2 separate regions of the Mus musculus genome follow, and region 2 is linked to region 1. The links are chromatin loops, found by intact Hi-C in ENCODE. Cell type or tissue: left cerebral cortex. All regions are shown on one strand. Each heading gives the region's core, and the rest is flanking DNA. Links, peaks and the distances in the headings are about the cores only.

Region 1 (11,669 bases), core at 1,908-9,907:
CATCCCTCTACCCTGACCCTTGGATTTTGTTGTTATTGTTGATGGTTGGTTGTTTAAAATTTTTATTTTCATGTGTGTGTCTGTAGATGTGTGTGTGTGCGTGTGTGAGAGCGTGCGTGCGTGCATATATGCTGGTGATGTTAGAGATAAAAACAGATCTCTGAAAGCTGGAGCTACAGGCAGATGTGAGGCCCCTGGTGTGCTTACTGGAACCTGAGCTCAGGTCCTCTGTGAGAGTAAGACGTGTTCTTACTCCTGTGCCACATCTCTAGCCCTATGAACTCAGGATTTTACTTTTTTGAGCCAATCTAAATTTTCTTCTCTTTAAATTAATTCTTTTGGGATTTTAATTTCCAAGCTCATTGATGAAGACTTCAAGTATGACTTGATATAATTTGGTCATCTTGTATTCTTTAACATGTCCTATGATCTGATACAAACACTGCTAGCTCCTCTGTGCTGTTAATTTGTGTGTGCCGTTTTAATCTTCATTTCTAGATGGATTTTTATCCTTTTAGAAAATTTAAATTGGTTTCCAGAATCGTCAGTTTCTGAATGTATCTACTGACCCACAGATGTGGAAAGAAATGGCTGAGCTTGCTGGTTCGCTGCATTTCATTTGTCTTTACATCAGAGACAGGTGGAGAAGCAGCAAAGAGAAAGAGGGGAGGAGGTCCTGGACTCGGCTTCTGCAGTTGAGTTAACCCTTGTTCCTGGTAGGCTTGGCCCTGGGTGTTCCTTCCCTTTCGTATCCGGTGATCCTACCCTCCAACTGCTGACCAGGGGTGTTGAGGAAGTAGACTGCAGGGTGTCTCTGCCTGACAGGCCACAGCTGGGTGATTTTCCTTGGGTTCTCTTCTATCTGCTCTCTTTCATGGAAGGCAATGTGATAGCAAGTACCCTCTCTACTAAATAGTGCCAGACCTAGGTGCCTCTCAGCTCTCTCTTGGGCCTAGACATGAGCAAGGGGATGCTAGTCTCCCCACCCTCTGGCTCCTCTCCTCACCTGCTTCTCTCCAAGTTGCAGGATGCTGTTGGTATTTCCAGAGTGGCCACCTTTGCCTTCTGTATTAGTTGCTTTTTCCTATCACCGTGACAACATACCTGAAAGAAACACCTGAAGGAAGGAAGGGGGCATCATTTGGGCTCATGGTTTGAGAGGAAACAGTCCATTGTGGAAGCAAAGGCTCGATGGCTGGAATAGCTCGTAGATGAGAAGGCTGGTTCCATTCAGTCAGCAGCGAGGAGTCAGCCATGCTGGAGCCTGCACAGGACTAGAATCCAGTAGGCCTGCCCTCCAGTGACCCACCTCCTCTGGCTATGTCTCCTCATGTCTCCACCACCTCCCCAGTTGCATCAACATCTGGGGACTAAATTTCTCTTTAATTGAGAAATTCAATGGATAGAAATTTGTCTTAAGATAATGATAGCCAAAGTGCCTAATGACTCCTCCTCAGGAATTGTGGTTAGTGCTTGGCTTATAGGAGCAAGCACAAATGATCTAAGTAGCCAAGACTTGAGAACTGCTGGAGAAAGTTATACAGTAGAACCTATGCAGCCACCAGTGGTATGTGCACTGGTTAAGGAAGCCTTCCCTTATTTGCATAAAGCAGAACATAGGTATGCTGCACTCAAACAAGCATATTCACATGCCAGAATTCTGCAAAAATACAGACTGTGCTGGGGCAAATAATTATCACCAGTGTCGTGTCCCCAAACGGCATTGAATTCGTATGAAATTAATTTGCCAGTGAAGCACTTAGAAGAGAGTGTGAGATGGCCAATGATCCCAGTGTGGTCTGAGCCATTTGGCCAGAGAAAAGTAGAAGAACTGTTTTATTTAGTCCATTGGAAAAAGAGAAGAGATGGGAGGGAGGGAGAGGCTTGGTCAAGCTTGATGGTTGACTGTGAGAACTCGCAGTGTTCAGAAAAGCCACTGCCATCAGAGTGACCAGTTATGACAATGAAGGATGCATTGTTAAAGTGAGCATGGGACAGAGATGCACCAGACATAGGCAACTGTACTTCATTCCCCAGTGTTGATGACGAGTGACCCTGAAAACCTAATGTGACCAGGGCAAATAAGCCAAGCCACAGCACTGATGGCTTCTATTAGGGATCAGTTATCCAGTCTCTAGTCTCTGGATCAGGGGAAAACCAGATACAGCAGGACCCAAGGGCTCCATCATAAACCAGACAACATGAACTACTAAACACAGCCTCCCCTCCACACAACCACAGCTGACTAAGATGATTATCAGACAAGATATTCCATGGACTAAGAGGTTACTGCCTAGAAATGACCAAGGAGAAGTGTTGCCTTTGAACTGTTGAGGGATTTGTCCATCTCAGGCCTGCCAAGTTCCCTCTTTCTTGAAGGAGATATCAATGGAAGCAGGGAGCTGTTGTCAGAAGACATGTGGCCATGGTGCCTGGCCAACAACCGTCCCATAAGAATGGGTTGTGAGAATTCCTGAAAAGGATTTAAGGTCTTATAGAGATCTGCGAGCAGGCAAAGTCTTACATCAGAGAAAAAGTGTTGGACCAGGGTAAGGGTGGTAAACAGAAATACCAAGAAGCCAAGGGAAGAAGACACTTCCCAGATGGAATAGTGCATATACTTAGATTGTACTATAACCTGGAAGTTTGGAGGGCCTTCTAATGGGGATAAGAAGCCAACATAAAGTATGTGTGTTTCTGTATGATAGAGGTGTGCACATATGTATGTGTCTTAGGGTCTTAGTGCTGTGAAGAAACACCAAGGAAAACATTCAATTGGAAACGACTCACAGTTTCAGAGGACTAGTTCATTATCATCGTGGTGGGAAACATGGCAGTGTGCAGACAGACTTGGTGCTGGAGGAGCCAAGAGTTCTACATCTTCCTCCGCAGGCAGCAGAAGGGGACTGAGTTCCACACCGGGAGGGATGTGAGCATATACATAAGACCTCAGAGCCCACCTTCACAGTGACACACTTCTCAAGGCCACACGTCCTAAGAGTGCCACTCCCCATGGGCTTATGGGGGCTAGTTACATTTAAACTACCACAGTATGTGTATATGTTTCTGGATATGGAGTGCTTATGTGTAGGTGTGTGTGTGCATGTGTTCATCTGTTTGGATATACGTGGCCGTGTACGCATGTATATAAACGCCAGCATGTATATAAACGCCAGAAGTTAATGTCAAGCATTGCCCCCCTCAGCGTATCTACTTTGTCTTCTGAGACCCTGGGACCTGGAGCTTCTTGATCAGGCTAAGCAGGCTGGCCAGTGAGCTCCAGGAATCTGCCCATCCCCACTGTGTCAGTGCAGGATTATAAGCATACAACACCGTGTTTATTTTTAACATACACACTCTGCCATCTCCCTAGCGCCCCCCTCCCCAGCATACGTTTTAAAACATTTATTTTCCATTCAATTCACTTTGGGTGGAAAGCTATGATGGGATTGTACTGAAGACACAGCAAATCTCAATCAAATTGGAATCTTTGTGAGCGTTCCTGAGAAACGTAATGTGAAAAGAACAGTGCGGAGGGAGGGAGGGGTACACCTGGAATGAGCCCCAGCTCCAGCATCGACTCACTGACATACCTTGATCTTTCAATTCACTTGTACTAAACCAAAGCCAGTCCAAAACTTAATGGCTTAAAACTGCACTGCTCCTAATTGCTTGTGCGTCTGTAGGTCAGCAAGGTGGTTTCTCTGGGCTAGGACTTCTTCATACATGTATGGTCAACTGTAGGCTGGAGACAGCAACTCTGCTAATTCAGGTTGGCCTCTGTTGATGTCCAGGCCCCAGCTGGACTCAGACTTCACTCTAACACGCATCTCCTCCTGAAAAGCTAGCCTGGCCTTGGGTATGTGGCTGTGGTCAGGTTCCCAAAGAGCAGATGAAAGTGTGTGTGTGGTCCCTTGCATCCCAGGCTTGGAACCAACCCACCATCTCCCCTCTTTATTCCCAGTCCATGCACACAACAAGGCAAGGAAAGAGAGAAAACAGAGATTTCCCTTTCATTGAGAGAAGCTTCTGTCACTTTGCAGAATGACAGCCATGTGACCAGAAAGGAAGGATGGAGAACTCCAGTCATTCTGCCACCCACATATGAGCAAGCTCCTGAGACCTCTGCAGTCCTCGGTGGCTTTGTCTATAGGATAGAGACAATATTTCCCATCCCAGAACTGTGATGACTCAGTGACTCTGCTTCTAACATGGAGGCTGTCACTCTAGATCTTTGTCTTAGTTATGATTTTATTGCTGTGAAGGGACCCCATGACCTCAACGACTCTTATAAAGGAAAACCCTTAATTGGGGCTGGCTTACAGTTTAGTCCACTAAAGTCAGAGGTTTAGTCCATTATTGTCATGGGGGAAGCACGGTGGCATGAAGGCAGACATGATGCTGGAGAAGGAGCTGAGAGTCCCACATCTGGATCATCAGGCAGCAGGAAAAGATAGTAACACATTGGCCAGGCTTGAGCATCTGAGACCTCAAAGCCCACCCCTTAGTGACACACTTCCTCCAACAAAGCAACACCCACTCCAACAAGGCCAGGCCTTCTAATGATAATTCCCTAGGCACCTATGGGAGCCATTTTTAATTCAAACCACCAGAGTTCTCTTATTCATGTATTTCTTCTTTTGCTTTTAGATGAACATTTTACTCTTAGGACTGGACTCAGTACCGATACTACCATCACTTTATACCGTCTTGAGTACTGCACTCCCCTTACCTGCATCAACAAGTTCTGGGCAGGACAGGAGGATTTTCTTCTGCACCTGTTCTTTTAGTCTTTGTCCTCAAGCTCAGCCACAATCTGTGTGTTTCCGAGATTGACATGGGGAAGGAAATTGCAATTGCTCAGTGCAGTTAACAAGGCCTCTGTGACTCATCTTCCTCCCGGGGTACTCTGACTCCACAGTGGGTGGAATGGCCTGGAGGGAACCTTGTGAGGCCTTCTCTCTGACGTCACTAATTCTGTGCCTTTCCCTGGGAACACTCCTTCATCTGTCTCCATGACTGTAGTTGGGTGCACTGAGGTGCAGTGGTCTCTGGGTCCTGCGTCTCTCTCTCTCTCTCTCTCTCTCTCACACACACACACACACACACACACACACACACACACACACCACCTTCTGAGGAGAGGTCATTCTTTGCTCTTCCTTCAGGTCAGCAGTGACTTTGGGTAGAGACACCCCTGGAGACTAGACAGCACTAGTGCCTTGGTAAGCCCCACTCCCTCTCCACACATTTTAGTCCTGATTAGTGGAGAAATTTACAGTTTGTTTTCACACCTTCTCTCTGTGACTTGCCAGCTTCCATTTATAGCAGAGTCTCCAAAATTTTCTCTATGAGGAGAGTATCAGCCAGACGTCAATGATCCTGCAGTTTTTCATAGTTTTTGTTTCCACAGTTTTCCTCGGGGCCCTGATACTAGCTTCACACTTTCTTACGGTACTATATGTTTCCTTCTGAACCACACTGGGAAAAAATGTTCAGAGCAGAAGACCCAGTTGTAGTGTACTCAAGTAGGGTGCACATAGCCCTGGGTCCAGTCCCCAGCACCACATAAACCGGGCAAGGTGGCCTACACCTGCAATCCCAGCACTTAGGAAGTGGAGACGGGAGGATCTGAAGTCCAAGCTTGGCTACATATTGAGTTCAAGGCCAGCATGGCCTGCCTAAGACCCTGTCTCAGAAACAACAGTAGACAGCTGGGCTTGGTGCCTCCTGCCCTTGGGAGGTTGCGGCAGGAGGACCATGAGTTTAAGACTAGCCTGGACCACACAGAGAGAACCCATCTCTGAGTAAACGACCAGTAAATAGTTACCTCCCTCCCATTAGATTTCTCAGCAGTTTGATGAGCCGGCCCTTGTCTGCCGCAGGAAACATCCATTTCTCCCCTGTCTGGTACCCCAGCGTCTCACTAAAGTGCCGTTAGGTTCAGACATTCTGCTGTCCTCTGTGGGGAAGGACTGGTTACCAGTGACTCATAGTCATGCTCTGCCAGAGAGTGCCATTCTCCACAGTGGCAGCTGAGGAGGTGGTGGAGTGCTGGATGTAGTTGTGGGGTAATAGGAGCAGCCCCAGTCCCAGTGCAGCTCAGGGGCAGAGCCGAGGCAAGAGTACTGAGGATACTGAGCCCCTAACGGAGGCCCAGTATTAGGTTTCAACCCCCTTAGCCCCTGAGTGCATTCAGTTCTCACCATGACCGTGAGGAGGCAGATGCTGTTTTCTAGCGTCTACATTTTACAGATGATGACGTTGAGTCTTAATGAGGGAACGAGAAAGCCAGTGCTTCCCAGGTGGAAGTTTTCAGGGCTGGGGCACAAGGTTCGCCCTGACTGCCAGGACCACAGTATCCCGGACTATTCCTCCCACAGGGGTCTCCTGAGTGTAGAGAGAAGGGAATACTGCTATACTGCTTCAGCAGCCTGTGTGTACCTGAAGGGGATTCTGGTACAGTGGTCTCTGGGTCCTGCGTCTCTCTCTCTCTTGAGGCAGCTTGAATATTTAAATGATGTTTCAGCCATGTACAAATCTGCTTCTCTGCCATCTATCTGCATTCCCCAGAAATATAATAAAATTCCCGTCTCTGCTCCATCTCCAAACACCAGCCCCCAGCCCCACCAGTGACATCTGAAGTCCTGTACACTGAAGAAACAAGATTCAGATGGAAAAGTGCTGGCACAAGGTTGAGCAGGGTTCTCTAATAAAGACACCGTGCATCACACATCAGCTGCTGCTGTTACTATGGTGACAGCCACAATTTCTCCCAGACAGCTTGGGTCTGCAGGGAGGGTGGACCCTGGGGGAACAAGTGTATTTCTCCAACCTGTCAGACCCTGTCACCTTTCCTGTTTCCCTCACCTCTCCCACCCCCACCAGCCCCCACACTTCCTTCCATGGGCTGACAGGGGCCCATGGCACCCCCAGGCCATCATAATTAGCATCTGGCTGGGAGCCCAGAGTTCTGGCAGCACATTCCTCACTTCCCTTGCCAGCCAATCTCCTTTCCCCAGCATCCCTTCAACAGCACTGCAGCAGCTGTGTGCAGACAGCCTCAGCACCAAGGTCACCGCAGCGCCAGCAATGACGAAGCATCCCCTTCCTCCCTGGGTGGCACGGCATCAGATGATGCCTCGATGTTGTCTGAGCCGTTTGCAAGTTACCACCTTACGGTTCTGGAAAAGGAAGCTACCCTTAGGAGGATGGGGAAGGCTCAACTCTGAGTTCTTGGGGGGTTTAAGAGAGTTTTTCACCTGGCTGAGAGTCACCAATTAGGTTTCGGGGGGAGGGGCAAGATCAAGTTGTAAGATATCCGAGAAGGTCGAGGAAGTGATCAGAAAGTTCAAGCGTCACTATGCCTTGGAGTTTAAGAGACTAAAGATGGCGGTGGCAATCACAGCCAAAGAGAGCTGGTTGTTATGGTGACAACAGCGAGGACGTTTACGGAAACTGTGTTCCGGGAACCTTACCGAGCACTTTTACAAGCGTTATGGCGTAGAGTCCTCACACTGACTGCGCATGTAGAAACTGCATGGAGCTACTCTGTTCATTTTCCAGAAGGGAAACAAGGCTGGGGAAAAGTTAGCTCTCCCTCCCTAGCAAGAAATCAGATAGGCCCTAGGAACATGCTCTACACGAAGATTCCCTTAGAGTCTTCCAAATCCAGTGTTATTTACTAATGAGTACACAAAATGCAGGAAGAAAAAAATGTTGAGAGACATAAACTTGGTTTCCAGTACCAGACTGAAGCCTTACGAGAAGAACTGAAACGGCCATAAAAGAAACAAGGGATACTTGAGTTGGAGGAAGAACTCCACAGTGAAATCGCATCAGGAAGTCATTGGGACCTCTCTTTGACTGTGATCCTGGCGTTGTGCTTATGTAGGAAAATATTATTTCTAGGTGATACAGGTCAGACTATCTAGGGGAGATATACAAAGCCTTTAAATTACTGGTACATATGATGGTGTATTACAGACCAATTCAGGCACATACATCCTGTATAGCAAGTTGAGCAAAATATTGACAATGATTGAATCTAGGAAGGTTGAAATGATGGACCATGGTGGAGGACTGATGGGAGCATGACCATGAATCCCAGAATAACTAGTCTGTATTCCAGATAATAGTATCAATATCAAAAGCTTGGACGTGGAGCCAGTCAGATGGTCGGACTGCTCAACCTGCTGACTTCCGTCTGTTCCTCAAACTCATGTAAAGGTGAAAAGAGAAAACTAACTCCACAGCACAGCACCGTCACACCACACACACACACACACACACACACACACACACAAATAATAAAAATAAATAAATAAATACTCAAAGGCCGGATACCCCTGAAGGGTAAGTTCACCATCAGATTATTAATTCTATATTGTCATATCGGCTGTCCGAGCATTTTTCTCTCAGCTTTCTGCATGGATGAAAATGTTCCTAAAAAAGAAAACGAGTGAGGAAAAGCAGCTAGGAAAAACAGGTTTGGTGGCCAAAGCTCAAGGTCACACAGCTGGTGTCTCAGAATGAACTCACAGCTCAGCTCTTCCCAGAGAGAGGTCTACACTCACCCAGGGGTGCCTGCTCTGTGTGGAGAGGAGCCTCGGGTTGTAGCAGTAGCAAAAGGGAAGATGGGGGAGGGGCAAACAGCAAATTCATTCAAAGCTCCCCAAAGCCCTGATATCAGGGCTTTTATAAATGCTCACTTTCCAATGGAAGACAATCTCAAGCCTGATGTTTTGTAAACTTTTTATTTCCAACTTACGATTCAAACTTCCTAGGGCACAGTGTTGCTTGGCTACAGAGCACACGCTTAGAGAACCTAAGGCCCTGGGTTTAATTGCTTGGCACTGAATAATAAAATAAATAAATGTAGTATTATTCCAGACCTTAGTCTGGAGCTCCTTAGAAAGTGGCCTGGAGAGGGACTGAGCACAGATTTCAGATGAAAGTGGGGTGTCCCTCCCCCACTACTGCAACTGAATTACGCAGAAACGCAAAGTCCTCAAAGTATTGATTGAAAAGGATGATGAGACTTCATAAACCAACCCTGGCAAGCGTTTTTTATTCTCTTAAAATACCCACCCCACCCTGCACGCATACAGTCACTGTACTCTTAGATCCGCACAAGCATGTGAAAACAGTTTCCTCATGCAGGGCCACAAGGATGCTAATGGAAGGGAAGCTAACACAACCCAATTTCTTCTACTGATACTACCTACTCCATGCAGTTTTCTGAGTCTCCCAAGAGGAAAAAGGAAGCAAAGAATCAGCAAGTCTGCAGGTAGACACACAAGGACACGCCCAGAAACACGTGGGAACACACACACACACACATGATTTATTAGAATGGGCAGAAGTGTACAGAGAGATGGTTTTGCATCCAAGAAACATCACTTTTCAGCAGAGGTCATCACAAAAAGCCACCAATGTTCAAGATACAGAGAGCAACTGAGCCAGGGGTGCCAACCCCAGAGGATACATCTGCAGTACAGCCTCTTCCCCTGAGGCCCAGGGAACATCTCAGAAGAAGAGGCAGAAAGATAGAGTCGAGGACCATGAAGGCTGTAGTTGGATTGTGTCTATTAGAAATGACGGAGTTGGGCTGGTGAGATGGCTCAGCAGATAAGAGCACTGACTGTTCTTCCAAAGGTCATGAGTTCAAATCCCAGCAACCACATGGTGGCTCACAACCATCTGTAATGAGATCTGACACCCTTTTTTGGAGTGTCTGAAGTCAGCTACAGTGTACTTACATATTAGTAAATAAATAAATAAGAAAATTACCCATTCTTAAAAAAAAGAAAAGAAAAGAAATGACGGGTTCTCAGTCGAGACACCACAACACTATGGCTGCCTAAGCAAGACCTGAGCACTGAGAAAAATACTAGACATGCTAAAGTAGAAGGGAGCCAAAGAGGCCCAGGAGCTAATGACTGAGAGGGGAATTGGTCCTCCTCAGAGGCAAATCCCCTCATTGTTTATCCAATACCATGTGGTCAGCCCTGAAATCACATACAGAGAAGCAATACTAAACAGATTCAACAGGTTGTATTTATATATTCATGCACGTGTAACAATAATAAAGAAAGAGAAAGTAAGAGGGGAGGGGGAGATGGGAAGGAGGAAAGAGAAGGGGCCCAGGATAGAATTATGTTTTAATTAAAAATTTAAAATTACTAAGAAAACCAGGTGGATTCAGCCTCTGCTTTTCATATAAACCAGGGAGGAAGAGGAGGAGGGAGAACGGGGGGGGGGTCCGTTCGGGTTCTGTACATGAAGTCTGGGAACTCGCACCATCTGCTGCCTGAGCTCTGGGGGCCTCTGCTTCACCGTCCACTGGACATTGTGTTACTTCCTGTCCCAGAGCTCAGGACGACAGGCCACCCTCAGCTTTTCTCGCCTGATCACCTGGCCTAATGGAACTGTGCATTAGGAGCAAATCAAATAGGAGAGGCTGGCAGCCGTTCAGACATTAGATGCTTCCGGGAAGGACATTTCATTTAGATAATGTCTCCCAACTCGGGCATGTGTCCACAGGATGTGAACACTCAACAGTGGTCTGCGCTCCTCTCTCCATCCTTGGCTCTCAGTGGTTCATCTTCCCACTCCCCTCTCTGCAGGCAGTGACCTCCTTTTTGTACCAGTGGAGACACACCGGGTGCCTGAGGGCTTTTTTTTTAATGTACTCAGTCATTATTTTCTCTACCAGATCCCTTCACAGAATCCATGACACCCTTCCAGATGCTGCGTCCCCCTTGGTCTTCTTTTTCGTCTCTTGTCTCTTTCCCATCCCTTATAGATTCCTAGTTTCTACACTCTGCAAGCCTTCTTTTCTTTCTGCATTCACTGGGATGGCTTTAAAACTGACCGTCGCATCACTGCCTTCTTACTGTGAGGTGACATCAGTTCCAAGGTCCTCCATTGTTGTCCACTCAGCTCCTGAATATCACCTAGTAGCCCGCTGATTCTTTAAATTCTTATTTCCATCCTGAGAATTGAGCCTAGTACCTTGCACATGCAATCACTGTATCACTGAGCTACAACTCCAGACCTTTAAACAAATGGTTTGTTCATGCTTTGTTTGTTTATTGAAACAGGTCTTACCACATAGCCTTAGAACTCACGATGTAGACCTGGCTGGACTTGAATTCACAGAGATCTGCCTGTCTTTGCTTTCTGAGTGCTCGGATTAAAGACTATATGCCCAGTCCTGAGTTTTGTTTGTTTTGTTGTTTGTTTCTCAGGTTTTTTTTTTCTTGTTTTTGTTTTCTGTTTGGTTATTTGGTTGGTTGGTTAGTTAGTTCTTTTTAAAGTTAAGGTCTCACTAAGTTGTCCAGGCTGGTCTTAAACTCTCTCTGTAGGTCAGCATGGTCCTCACACTTCTGATCCTTTTCCCACTGCCTCCTAAGTAGCTAGGATGGTGGGCCTGTGCCCATGTGGATTCCTTAAATTCAATATAAGCTATTAGCTTTCACTAGGTCTGTTCTCCTTCCAACTTCCTTTCTGACATGAAAAGCACTAGGATCCACCAGCCACCCAACCTTGAGCCTGGGAGTTTGACCCTCAAGTGTTCCCTTGCCGTGACTCACCCATGTCCTGTCAGTCACAGACTGAGGAGTCTGCCTGTAAGTCACCTGTGAACTATGAGGCTTTGGTTTTTG
Region 2 (11,669 bases), core at 1,431-9,430, 52 kb before region 1:
CTTGAACATTAGTCAGTAGGGGCAAAGGCTCTGGGTAGACAGCAGCTCGACTTCTCTGTGCTGAGTGAGTTATATAGCTATCACCTTCAGTAGGAGGGCTTCATCAGTTTGTGGGGAGAAACCAATAGGCTTGGTGGTAGCCTGTGTTGTTAGGGGGTTTCATGGAGCCCCTTTGGCCAACGACATGATTAGATGTAACCCATTCCTGGGCCTGGGGCTTTCAGTGGAAGGCAAGAGATATCTGGATGCAGCTTTTCTCCCTCATTGCTTAGATTTCTTTCATATATGCATATATTTTAAGAAGCCTCTACTGTGCTAGGTTTCTACAGGAGCCCTCGAATGTCCCTTAATTTTAACTGTCCCTCTCCATATACCCTCCCTTGCCCCTCGTCCTTCCCTCTCTTGTTTGATTCTCCCATTCCAGTGCCCCCTCCCCCACCTCTATCTATTCTATTTCCCCTCCCCAGGAAGCATCCCTCACACACACACCCCAGTGCTAGACATAATCTCTGTGGTCATATGGATTGTAGCCTGCTTATCCAAGACTTAGCAGCCCTCATCTACATATAAGCAAATATATACCATATTTGTAGGGTTTTCTTTTTTTGTTTTTGTTTGTTTGTTTGTTTGTTTTCAAGGCAGGGTTTCTCTGTATAGCCCTGGCTGCCCTGGAACTCACTTTGTAGACCAGGCTGGCCTCAAACTCAGAAATCCGCCTACCTCTGCCTCCTAAGCGCTGGGATTAAAGGTGTGCACCACCATCGCCCAGCATATTTGTAGTTTTTGATCTAGGTTACTCCGGATGACTTTTTTCAAGCTCCACCCATTTACCTGAGACTCTCATGATGTTACGTTGTGTAAATGTCCTATATTCTCCTTACCCATTTATCCATTCACGGATATTTAGGCGGTTTGCAAGTTCTGACTATGATGAGCAGAGCCACAATGAATATGGTTGAGCAAGTGCCGCTGTAGCAAGATACAGAGTCCTTTGAGTATGTGCCCAGGAGTGGTGTAGCTGGCTTTTGAGGTAGAGCTATTCCCAGCTTCCACCACCACAATTATCTACATTGTGGCTGTACAAGTTTGCACTCCTACCAGCAAAGGTCAGGTGTCCCCCTTACCCCACATCCTTGCCAGCATGGGCTGTCATTTGTTTTGTTGATCTTGGCCGTTCTGACTGGTGTACTATGAAATCTTAAAGTAGTTTTGGTTTGCATTTCACTAATGACTAAGAATGTTAAACATTTCTTTATATGTTTCTTGGCAAATTGTGTTTCATCTTTTGAGAATTCTGTTTAGATTTGTAAACATTTTTTAATTGTGTTATTTTGTTTCTTGATGTCCAGAGATTTTTTTTGTTTGTTTGTTTGTTTGGTTGGTTGGATTTTGTTGTTGTTATTGTTGTTGTTGCTGTTGCTGTTGTTGTTGTTGCTGCTGCTGTTTCTGCTGCTGCTGTTGGTAGTTGTTTTTAGTTCTTTCTATATCTTAGATAGTAATCTTCTATGCGTGTATAATTGGTAAAGATTATTCCTCATTAAAATATTTTACATTTATTTGTTTTATGGTATGTGTATTAGTGTTTTGCCTGCATGTATGACCTGCGCAGCACGTGTGTGACCAATACCCATGGGATTGGATCTCCTTGAACTGGAGTCACCTATGATTGTGACCACTGTGTGTGTGTTGGGAACTGAACCAGGGTCATCTGGAAGAGCAGCCAGTGCTGCTAACCACTGAGCCATCTCCCCAGCCCCCATTCCTTATTTTTGTTATGTCTGGGTTATAAAAGTAGTATATATTCAAGCATCAAACAAACCCACTTGGTTATTAATAATCATGGAAGATTTAAAAAAAGATTTAGTTATTTATTTTACATGTCTGAGTACATTGTTGTTGTCTACAGACTCACCAGAAGAGGGCATTGGATCCCATTATAGATGGTTGTGAACCACCATGTGGTTGCTAGGAATTGAACTCAAGACCTCAGGAAGAGCACTCAGTGCTTTAACCACTGAGCCACCTCTCCAGCCTCATCATGGAAGGTTTTTTGTTTGTTTTTGGGTTTTGGGGTTTTTTTGACCCAGAATTCAGGTAAACTTTTGATGTTTTCTGAGGTTGTTAGTCAGGTTCTTCAGAGGGATGTCGAGAGCATGAGGAGCCACGTCCTACAGGTAGAGAAGCTGAGAGGCCCCTCAGCCTACTGCTTGTAATCTGGCAGTTCAGGTAAGCCAGCCATGGAGTTCAGTCTGAGTCTGAAGGCCTGAGGACCAGGTAGGCACTGTGCAAGCTGGAGATGAGATGAACTAAGTTCAGGCAGTGTGTTAGTCAGTATTCTTTTTTCAACTTGACACAAATCATATGGAAAGGAGGAACCTCAACAGAGAAGATGCCGACATCAGGCTGCCCTGTGGACAAGTCTGTGGTATATTTTCTTGATTGATGATTGATATGGGAGGGTCCAGCTCAATGTGGTGGTGGTGGCGGGTGCCACCCCTGGGTAGGAAGCAGGCTAAGTGAGCCTGAAAACAGCAGGCAGCATCCCTCTGCGGTCTCTGCATCTGTTCCTGCCTCCTGGTTCCTGCCTTGAGCGCCTATCCTGATGTCCTTCTATGATGAACTCTGATCAGGATATTGAAGCCAAATAAGCTCTTTTCTCCTCATTCAGGCCCTCACAGGACTGAAGGAAGCCCATTCATATCAGGAAGGGGAAAGCATACGGCTGAGTGGCTCAATCAGAGCATTAAACTCTGTCAGCTGTGATGCCACATATCCACCACTCAGGAGACCAAGGCAGAAACATCAAGAGTTCAAAGCCAGCCTGGGCTACATACTGAGAGTCTGTCTCAGGGGAGTAAAATGTTGATCTCAGCCATAAATACTCCCACTAATTTACCTTGAAATAATATCTACACTGGATACGCCATGTCTAGGCAAGCTGACACACAAAACTAATGTATCACATACCTTTCTACTGAGGGTGCAGTACTGTATGAGTTGCTGTGCTGGGGTTCAGTTGGTAAAATACTTACCATGTAAGTGGGATCTGAGTTCAAATCTCCTGTCAGTTAGGGGAGCGCAACCGTAGTCCCAGAGCTAGGGAGACAAAGCCAGGCAGATCTCTAAGGCATGCTGGCCAGCTAGCCCTGCCATCCATGAGCTGCAGGTTCAATGAGAGACCGTGTCTCAAAAACTAAGGTGGAGAGCAACTGAGGAGGTCCCATGTTAATTGCTGGTCTCAGTGTGCACCTGCAGGCAAATAGGCACACAGGCAGATGTGTACACACATGGGCAAGAAAATAAGCTAAGGGTCTCCAATTGCTGTGGATGTCCACTGGCACAAGACTTGGCTTTCTTTTTCTGGTACTGTTTACAGCTCCCATGCCCTAAGACAGCCATGTGCCCACCAAGATGTCAAGATGGACACCAGCTAGCGGTCATGCTGAGCACCCCAGTTTTCTGCCGTCTCTTCTTCCTATTTTGAGAGCCCATTTATAAGAGTGTCGATTCTATTTACACAGAATTTCTCTCTGATGGCTTGGGCCTCTGTGTTGAAGAAGACAGCTATACAAACTCAAGTGTAAAAACTATACAGGTCTATATCCAGACTCAACCCCTACCAACAGTAGCCTAGAAAGGGTCTGTGGGATATATACTATATGTCCTTACGGAACCTGGCTTGGTGGGCAGCCATGCGTTTCTCCACAGACCCCCTCCTCTGCTCTCATTATAGAGAATAGCCTGGACAAAAACTTCTGGCTGGAAGCAGACTCCTTCCTCGGAGGTGTTTGATATTGTTGACCACCTGGTCTTCCACACGATCTCCTGAACTACCAAGTGACAGTAGGTCACACTGCCCCCAAGGAGAGTAGCCCACCTGTTCGCCTGCTTGTTTCCCACTCCCCCCTCCCCCCTCCCCCGTGAGTAAGAATCAGAGGTTAATGTTAACACTGGGGGTGGGGAGTGGTGGGTGGTGGGGGAGGAGGGTGGCATCTCCAGTTGACTTGTAAATCAAAGCAGAGAAGAAACAAAGCAAGCAGGTGATTGTGTGTTGTAGGGTGCAGAGGAAGTTTCCTCTGTTGAGTAGTTTGGGGGTAGAGATAGGGTGAGGGCAGAAGCCGAGCCTTCAGACTGGGCTAATAGAGGGTTTTCATTCTGCATTTGTGTGGTTCTGGCATTGGGATCTGCCACATCTGTCTGGGTTTCTGTTGCCTCGGAACAGACCAGATGCATGCCAAGGACAGAGCTCCACACCATAACCTCTGTCCCATCTCGGTGTGTGTGTGTGCGCGCGTGTGCGTGTGTGTACAACCTGCAGTGGAATAGGCGCCCTGAGAAGGAGCTTGTACGGAAAGAGGGATCAGAGTGTGAGAATAAATGAGCACAAAGGGAAGCAGCTAGGCGGGAGATTTTTAAACACAATTTGTGTCTTGATTCGGGAATGGTTATGAGGAGAGGGCGACAGACAGACAGAAGAATACGAAGGTCTCCACCCACAGAGGTCCCAGAACCAAGTATAAAAGGAGACGTTGTAATCAGAGAGCCAGCCGGCTCCACCTGACTCAGACTGCGGCTGAGGGGTGGGACGAAGGACTAGAAGGTTCTGCTGCAGCCGGCTCCTCTTCTGCAGGTCCCCCACCGCCACCGCCCCAGTACCCCCCGCCGTTTCCACCTCCACTGTTAGTGACGCGGTCGGTTCGGACGCTGTGGGTAGGGAAGGCAGCCATCAGGCTCCCCACAACGAGGCAGGATGGTGTGAGCTCAAGCGCCCTGCATTTGCTGGGGCAGCGGTGGCAACACTTGGTTATTCAAGGCTGGAATTCAAATGAGTCTGGCATGGCTCCAAGTCTCAGGGCTTAGGAGAGAGAGGCACATTAACAATTCATCAAGATCAGCCTTGCGTGGGCTCAGACTCCCCCATCTGCATCCCTCCCTCTGTCACTGATTTGGGGCGGCGGGGGGGGGGGGGCGCTCTTCTAGAAACACTTCGTCTGTCAGTCTGTGAGCAGGGGTGGGGGTGGGGGGGGGCCTGAAGTTAGGCAGATTTTTCTCATCACATGATGGGGGACCTGTATCATGTGATGGCTCCGGTGATGTTGGAGGCGGCATGTGACTCCCAGGGCTACGTGGGCTCAAAAACAATTTAAATACAAAAACACACGCAGGTTCCCCTCCTTCCCTTTGCCTTTTGGTCTGGCTCTCTCTACCTTTGCGTTGGTGCCTGACCGAATGGAAAACCCTTCTTCGTTTTGCAGCCTGTGAGCTCCGGGTACCTGGAGACAAGGCCCCTGTGCTGCCCCCACCCCAGGAGCCGTCCCCCCAGCATTCTGCAGTCCTCTGACTATCAGCCTGGTAAGTTACTGAACACTTTAACAATTATCTGGGAAGCTGTCTTCAACTGTCTCATTAACATGCACAGGACACCCTCCCAGGGTAGGAGGTGGGGGGAGTGGGGAGCACCCGAGGCACTGGGGAGCTAAGCTCTGGGCCCTGCCCTGCGAAGCTGGGTTCTGCTGGGTGGACCAAGCAACTGCGTGTCTCCTCCTGTCCCCAGTCTGTCTCCTGCCACTCTTCTTCTTCCTCCTCTAAGCCTCTCCACCTCTCATCCTGTTCTTCTCTGCCCCTTTTCATGAGCCCCCCTTCCCCCTCCTTCCTCTCTCTCTCTCTCTCTCTCTCTCTCTCTCTCTCTCTCCCTCTCTCTCTCTCTCTCTCTCCCTCTCTCTCTCTCTCTCTCTCTCTCTCTCCCTCTCTCTCTCTCTCTCTCTCTCTCCCTCCCTCCCCTCTCTCTGCGCCGCACCTCTCATCTTGTTTTTAAAATCTTTTTTGTTTGTTTGTTTTTGTTTTGGATACCTAGATTGTATATCGTTTGTGCCCAGGAACGAAGAGGCCAGGCGGTCCTAAGGACTTGGTCGCTGGGGATTTCCTAAGGTCCCTTGTCAGCTTTTTCTTCACCCAGATGATGTTGCCATTGGGTTTGTCTGAAAAGGTTATCTGTTAACCCCAGATGCCAACCCAGCTGGGCTCATCAAGTGACAGGAAGCAGGGTGACAGCCATCAGGAGGCAAATCTCTACGACTCCAAATATTTGATTTTGAGGGAGACATCAAGGCAGCAGGCAGGGCCAGAGTTCAGTGCCATGGGGCAGTCTCAGGTGCCACACACAGGGTGGCTCACGGAGCTTGCTGTGAGTTTGAGGGCACACCTTTGCACATGGAGGCAGAGTTGGCTGAGAAACTGGCCTTGGGGGAAGCTGGTGTGAATCCCATGAGAATCCCATCATGGCGACCTTTGTAGGCACAGGGCAAGTGGGTGGGTGCAGACCTGCCAGTAAGAAAGAACTCCCTGTCAGCTCAGAAAGAGTGTCACCTTTAGCCCCTCAGGGAAACCGAGGCACAGCTTACTTGCTTAAGGTCACACAACTAGTAAATGACCAGGTGGGATTTGGGCCCCTGGACTTTCTACCTAGGGCCTACACAGTTAACCATCATGATAACCTGCTAAAAAAACAAAACAAAACAAACAAACAAAAACCAACAACCAGCCAACAGTTACCATGCAACAGGTACCGTGCAGGTTTGAGACTGAATTAATGCACAAATAGAAACACCCTGTTCTTACACAGATTAAGCAAGTCACGGCATAAAGCAATCTGTTGTTTCAGACCAGGCTATTTGCTAAGAAATGAAATAACAGGGTACTCGGAAAATATAGAAGACCAATTTCAGGCGAGAAGTGGGGATAGATGAAATGTGGTCAGAGGTGGCCTCGGTAATATGTGATCTAAGTCAGAGTGAGCAAGATGAAAGTCAAGAAGAGCTCTCCAACCAGAAGGAGAGGCAGGGGCAAAGGCCTGGCTAGGGGACCAAGTCAGTCTCATGAGAAACCTGTGGACTGAACAGGGTGTGTGGATGTGCCGGTGCCAGTTGGGGTGCTCCTGATGGCAAAGGGCTCTGTTGTAGACCTGCTGGGGGTGCGGGGGGAGGGGTCTTAGGTCTCATCCCAGGGTTGATGAGCCACCATGGAAGGTGAAAGTGGGGAACTGGATTCTCAGCATGAGAAAAAACCTCCATGAAACGAACCAGTGTGTGTTGGGTTGCAAACCACCTCCAAAGTGGTAGCTTACAAATAGGATCGTTTGTAGCTCTTTGTTCTGGGAGTCAGCCACTGCAGCTGGCACGGCAGGGGCTGCACTGCACTTGGTAGGACTGGCTTGTCCAGCTAGGTCTCCAGTAGGCTGGCTGGGAGTAGAGGTCGTGATCAGGGACTGGTGGATGCGGGGGCATTGAAATTGATCAGGCCTTCTACCCGTGCACCTCGGATGATGCAGAGACCGGTGGTCAAACGATAGGGAAAATTGACTGCTGCGTGCTTAGCCTGAAACAGGACATCTGTGTCACTCCCTCCAAGGCCCAGTGAGTGGGAAGGATCAGAAGAGCTAGAGGATGGCGGGGGTGCTGTGACATGCTATCATCTGGATATGGCGTGGCCCTTGCAGTTGTAAGCACGCAGCAACTGTGGCTGGATAAGATGTATGCAAACAACACACACACACACACACACACACACACACACACACACGACATGAAAGTAGGAGGGGGTGAGCTGGGAAAAAGAAGGGGTCAGAGGAAATGGGATAAGGAGTGGATAAAAATACAACACATTATATACATGTATGAAACTCTCAAAAAATAAAGCAGAAAAAAATAAACAAATTGTCTGATCTGTGCATCTCCATATTCAGTCTTCATGAGATGGCTAGCATGAAGCAGCAGCCAGAGAGGGAAACCTCAAACTGCAGCCATTCTCAAACAGCTACCTGTGCTGCTGCTGCTGCCGCTGCCCCATTGGCCTAAACAAATTAGAGTCAGGACCGGAGTGGAGAGATGTAACCTTGATTGGGGAACTTATAAAATACTATGCCTACTTATTTTCCAGACTGACTACATGAATTCAAGCAGATAAGCTGGGGGCTGGGGAGATGCCTCCGTCAACAAGTACCTGTCTCAGAAGCCTAAGGGCCCGAGTTCAGATCCTCAGAGCCTGTGTAGAGAACCGGGGTTGGTGACACACTCCTATGACCCCAGCTCTGGAGGATGGCAGGGGAGTGGGGTGTGGGTGGGGTACAGACAGACAGATGCCTCGATCTCATTGGCCAACGAGTCCAGTTGAATGAATGGTTGAGCTTCAGGCTCAGTGAGAAACTTTGTCCAAGAGTTAAAGGTGGAGAGTGATCAAGGTAACATACCCAACAGGATCCAACACACACACACACACACACACACACACACACACACACACGCTCACTCACATATACACACACATGCCTCTATAACATTGGGAGGAACTGAAGCCCAGAGGTACCATGAAGCCATTTTGTGCATAGGGATGAACTTATCCTGGTCATGCAGTGTTTTATGGTCAGAACAAACAAGGCTCTATGTACTTGATTGGTAAAGACCTTAGAGGTCTAGTGTGAGATGGACGTAGCCCTGCAAGGTCTCCTCTTCTCAATATTATTGAGAATGTCCAAGGATCTTTTTGAGATGTTTCCCTAAAATGAAATTGAATCCAGATAGAACTCAGTATGCTTCTATTTTCAGACCATAACAGCACACACAAAGGTCCTGGGGCACAAAGAACGTGGCTTTAGGGGGTGAGGATAGGGAAAGGACAGAGGCAGTTTAGTGTAGGAGCCATACAGCTGGTGGTATGTGGTTGAGATACAGGTCATCTTGAAGAGGGAGAAGCGAGTGTGAGCAGGTAGTGAGGGTCTCAGGGTAAAATAAGTAGGAAGAGCAGAGAGGCGTGCTTAAAGTCTGCACTTGTCTCCAGGAACACTTAGCTGCTTGGGACCAAGTACCTGGACATGGTAGAGGACAGTCAGGTTGAAAAATCTCACAGAGGGAGGGAGAGAGTGAGAGAGTGAGTGAGAGAGAGAGAAAGAGAGAGAGAGAGAGAGAGTGAGTGAGAGAGAGAGAAAGAGAGAGAGAGAGAGAGAGAGAGAGAGAATGGAAGGTGAAACGAATCTCAGAGTCGACAAGACTAGAGCAAGGACATGAGCAGGAAGGAGTGAGAGGGAATGAGGAAGCTCTCAAAGCAGTACCAGCTACAGTGGGGGAAAGAGCTGCACTATCCCCCTGCCTCAGCTTTTGAGTGCTAGAATTATAGGCATACACCACCACATCCAACCCCAAATGACTGAGTTCTACCAGATAGCCTCCTGGGAGTATCAGCTGAGTCTTCAGTCACTTGCTTTAGGCTGACTTCCAGGCCCACCCAGGCCTTCTGCACCCCACCGCAGTTTAACAAGAAGCTCGGGTGATTCATAAACACACGGAAGCTTGAGAACCGTGGGTCTGGGTTGTCGCTGGGAAAAACTGGTGCTATTCTGAGCAAGATAAGAGCGTGAATCCCAGCTCCCACACTCCTTATTTTTACTCTCCTTTCAACTCAGGTCTTGATTTAGCCAGTGTTTCTTCCTTTGCTTGCCCCGGGTTTTCGTTTTATATTTTATTACTCAAAATTGAAAACATGTACATATAGATAATATATAGTAAACCCCACACAATTATCTTCAATAATTTTCAGTTCAAAGGCAATCTTTTTTACCCCACACCACCCCTCCCAGCCAAGACTATCTGAACTAAAATTTTAGGTACGATATAATTTTGCATATAGAGTTTTTTTTTGGGGGGGGTAGTTTTGCTTTTGTTTTTGTCTTGTGCTTTTGTTTTGGGACTAAGTCTCACTGTGTAGCCCTGGCTGACCTAGAACTTACTATGTAGACCAGGCTAGCCTCGACCTCACAGAGATCTATTTGCCTCTGCTTCTAAAAAGTGCTGGAATTAAAGCTATGGCTACCACACTCAGCCATATGTATAGGAGCTTGGATGGCCATGGACTGATCCCCACGTGGGGTCCCTAACAGTATCTGACCTGACCTACCACTCTCTAGTGTGGCTTTGCCCACTAGTGGGGACTTGTCTACTGTGGAGCTTTTGGGACACCCTGGCATGGTTGTTTGCCCCACAGATAGCATTTTTCCAATCATGACTTGTTTTGATCACTGGTCTGTGACCTACAGCCAGTCTGTCTCCCAGTTATCCAGTAAAGTCTGTGTGTGATTAAAAACAAAACAAAACAAAACAAATCCATAACTGTCTCTCTTTTTAATCTCTTTAAAGGTTTGTTTTCATTTCAGTTCTAAGATTGAGCTTAGGCCTTTCACAAGCTAGGCAGTCACCTATAGCTATAGTGACCATAGGAAGTTATAGTCACTGTGGAACTATGCCTCCAGCTCCAAGGACTGCCCCGCCTCCTTTAAACATAACTATTATGACATCACCATGTCCCCCCAAATCAAAAGTAAGTCCCTATTCTGAGCTGCCCAGTTAGTGCATACACGGTGGCAATTGTCATCTGTCATTTAATCTGTTATCAGTTTGAATATTTAAATAAGCCCCTAGGTAGCAACTAGTTAATATATCTCTTACCACCTTCTTTTTTTTTTTTGGTTTTTCGAGACAGGGTTTCTCTTTATAGTTCTGGCTGTCCTGGAGCTCACTTTGTAGACCAGGCTGGCCTCGAACTCAGAAATCCGCCTGCCTCTGCCTCCCGAGTGCTGGGATTATAGGCGTATGCCACCACACCCGGCTCTTACCACCTTCTTTATTCATTGATTTGCTTCTTAATTTTTTTTCTTAGAATTTTGTGTTAATAACATTGCCTGTCCCAGCTGGGCATGCCTTTAATTCCAGAACTCAGGAAGTAGAGGCAGGTGAATCTCTGAGTTGGAGGCCAACCTGGTCTACAGAGTGAGTTCCTGGACAGCCAGGGCTACACAAGAGAAACTCTGTCCTTGAAAAAAGAAAGCGGGGGGGGGGGGGGGAGCAGGAGGGAGAACGAGAAAGGAAGAGGGAAAGGAAAAGATCATTTAAAAAAATCTCGTGGCTCAATTTAGACTTGGCCAATCATGGTGTCATCTAATAGATTCATCTGTCCTTTATATACATATATTTTTTCTAAACTAGTAATGAGCTATAAAGGGAATACTTTCAAAGAGATATTTCAAAGAGGTATAAATCTGGAGTGCCGGAGTGATGGCTCAGTGGTTAAGAACGTGGCTGCTTTTCCAGAAGCCTCCATTCTGATTCCTAGCATTCACGTGGTAGTTCATTTGCTTCCAACGTCAGTTTTAGGTGACCAGATGCCCTTTTCTGGAATCCTTGAGTACTGCACACATTGGTGTATATACACACTTGTAGGCAAACATTCATACACATAAAATAAAAAGAAGTAAATCCTTTTTTTAAAAGAAGAGAAATGACAATACCTTCAAATGAGGCCTACGAGAATACATCCAAAACATAGCATGCAGCCTGAAGCTGCAGAAGGCTGTGTTACAGCCAGTGCCCCACCAAGGAGCTCTCCCTGTGTTACAGCCAGTGCCCCACCAAGGAGCTCTCCCAAGACACCACGTCTCCTCCCTAGCAGCTACTGTCTTGACTTTTGTAATAATATTTCTGCCTTCTTTATGGCTTTACCACCTACGTGTAATCCTAACGAATATCTTATTTAACTCCTTCTAACCTTTGTCTGACTCTGATGCAGGTGTACTATTTTGTGAGGTTTGTCCGTGTTGATGAGATTATTTGTAAAATCTGTTCATT

Evidence for each region. Peaks named below come from ENCODE experiments on the same cell type or tissue, not always from the same donor. Only the 100,000 strongest peaks of a DNase experiment are listed, where the experiment ranks them.
Region 2: a loop joins it to region 1, with 6 times the contacts of the local background. A loop is called at or near these places in 3 of 42 quality-filtered maps.

The regions. Positions count from the first base shown.
Region 1 is chr7:123,077,524-123,089,192 of GRCm38, forward strand. Gm39084 (a long non-coding RNA gene) reads right to left here. Exons shown (of 4, transcript XR_003946873.1): 2 at 1,007-1,117. It also overlaps a transcript of Tnrc6a not described here. Among named protein-coding and RNA genes, the nearest start is that of Gm39084, 15 kb to the right of the region's middle. In left cerebral cortex, for the core only: a CTCF peak has its summit at 6,169; DNase peaks (open chromatin) are centred at 4,886, 5,366, 6,016, 6,288 and 3 more places; H3K4me3 peaks cover 636 bases; H3K27ac peaks cover 2,375 bases.
Region 2 is chr7:123,026,199-123,037,867 of GRCm38, forward strand. It overlaps a transcript of Tnrc6a not described here. Among named protein-coding and RNA genes, the nearest start is that of Rbbp6, 61 kb to the left of the region's middle. In left cerebral cortex, for the core only: a CTCF peak has its summit at 1,907 (motif pointing right); DNase peaks (open chromatin) are centred at 4,832, 5,080, 5,406 and 9,324; H3K4me3 peaks cover 1,799 bases; H3K27ac peaks cover 1,994 bases.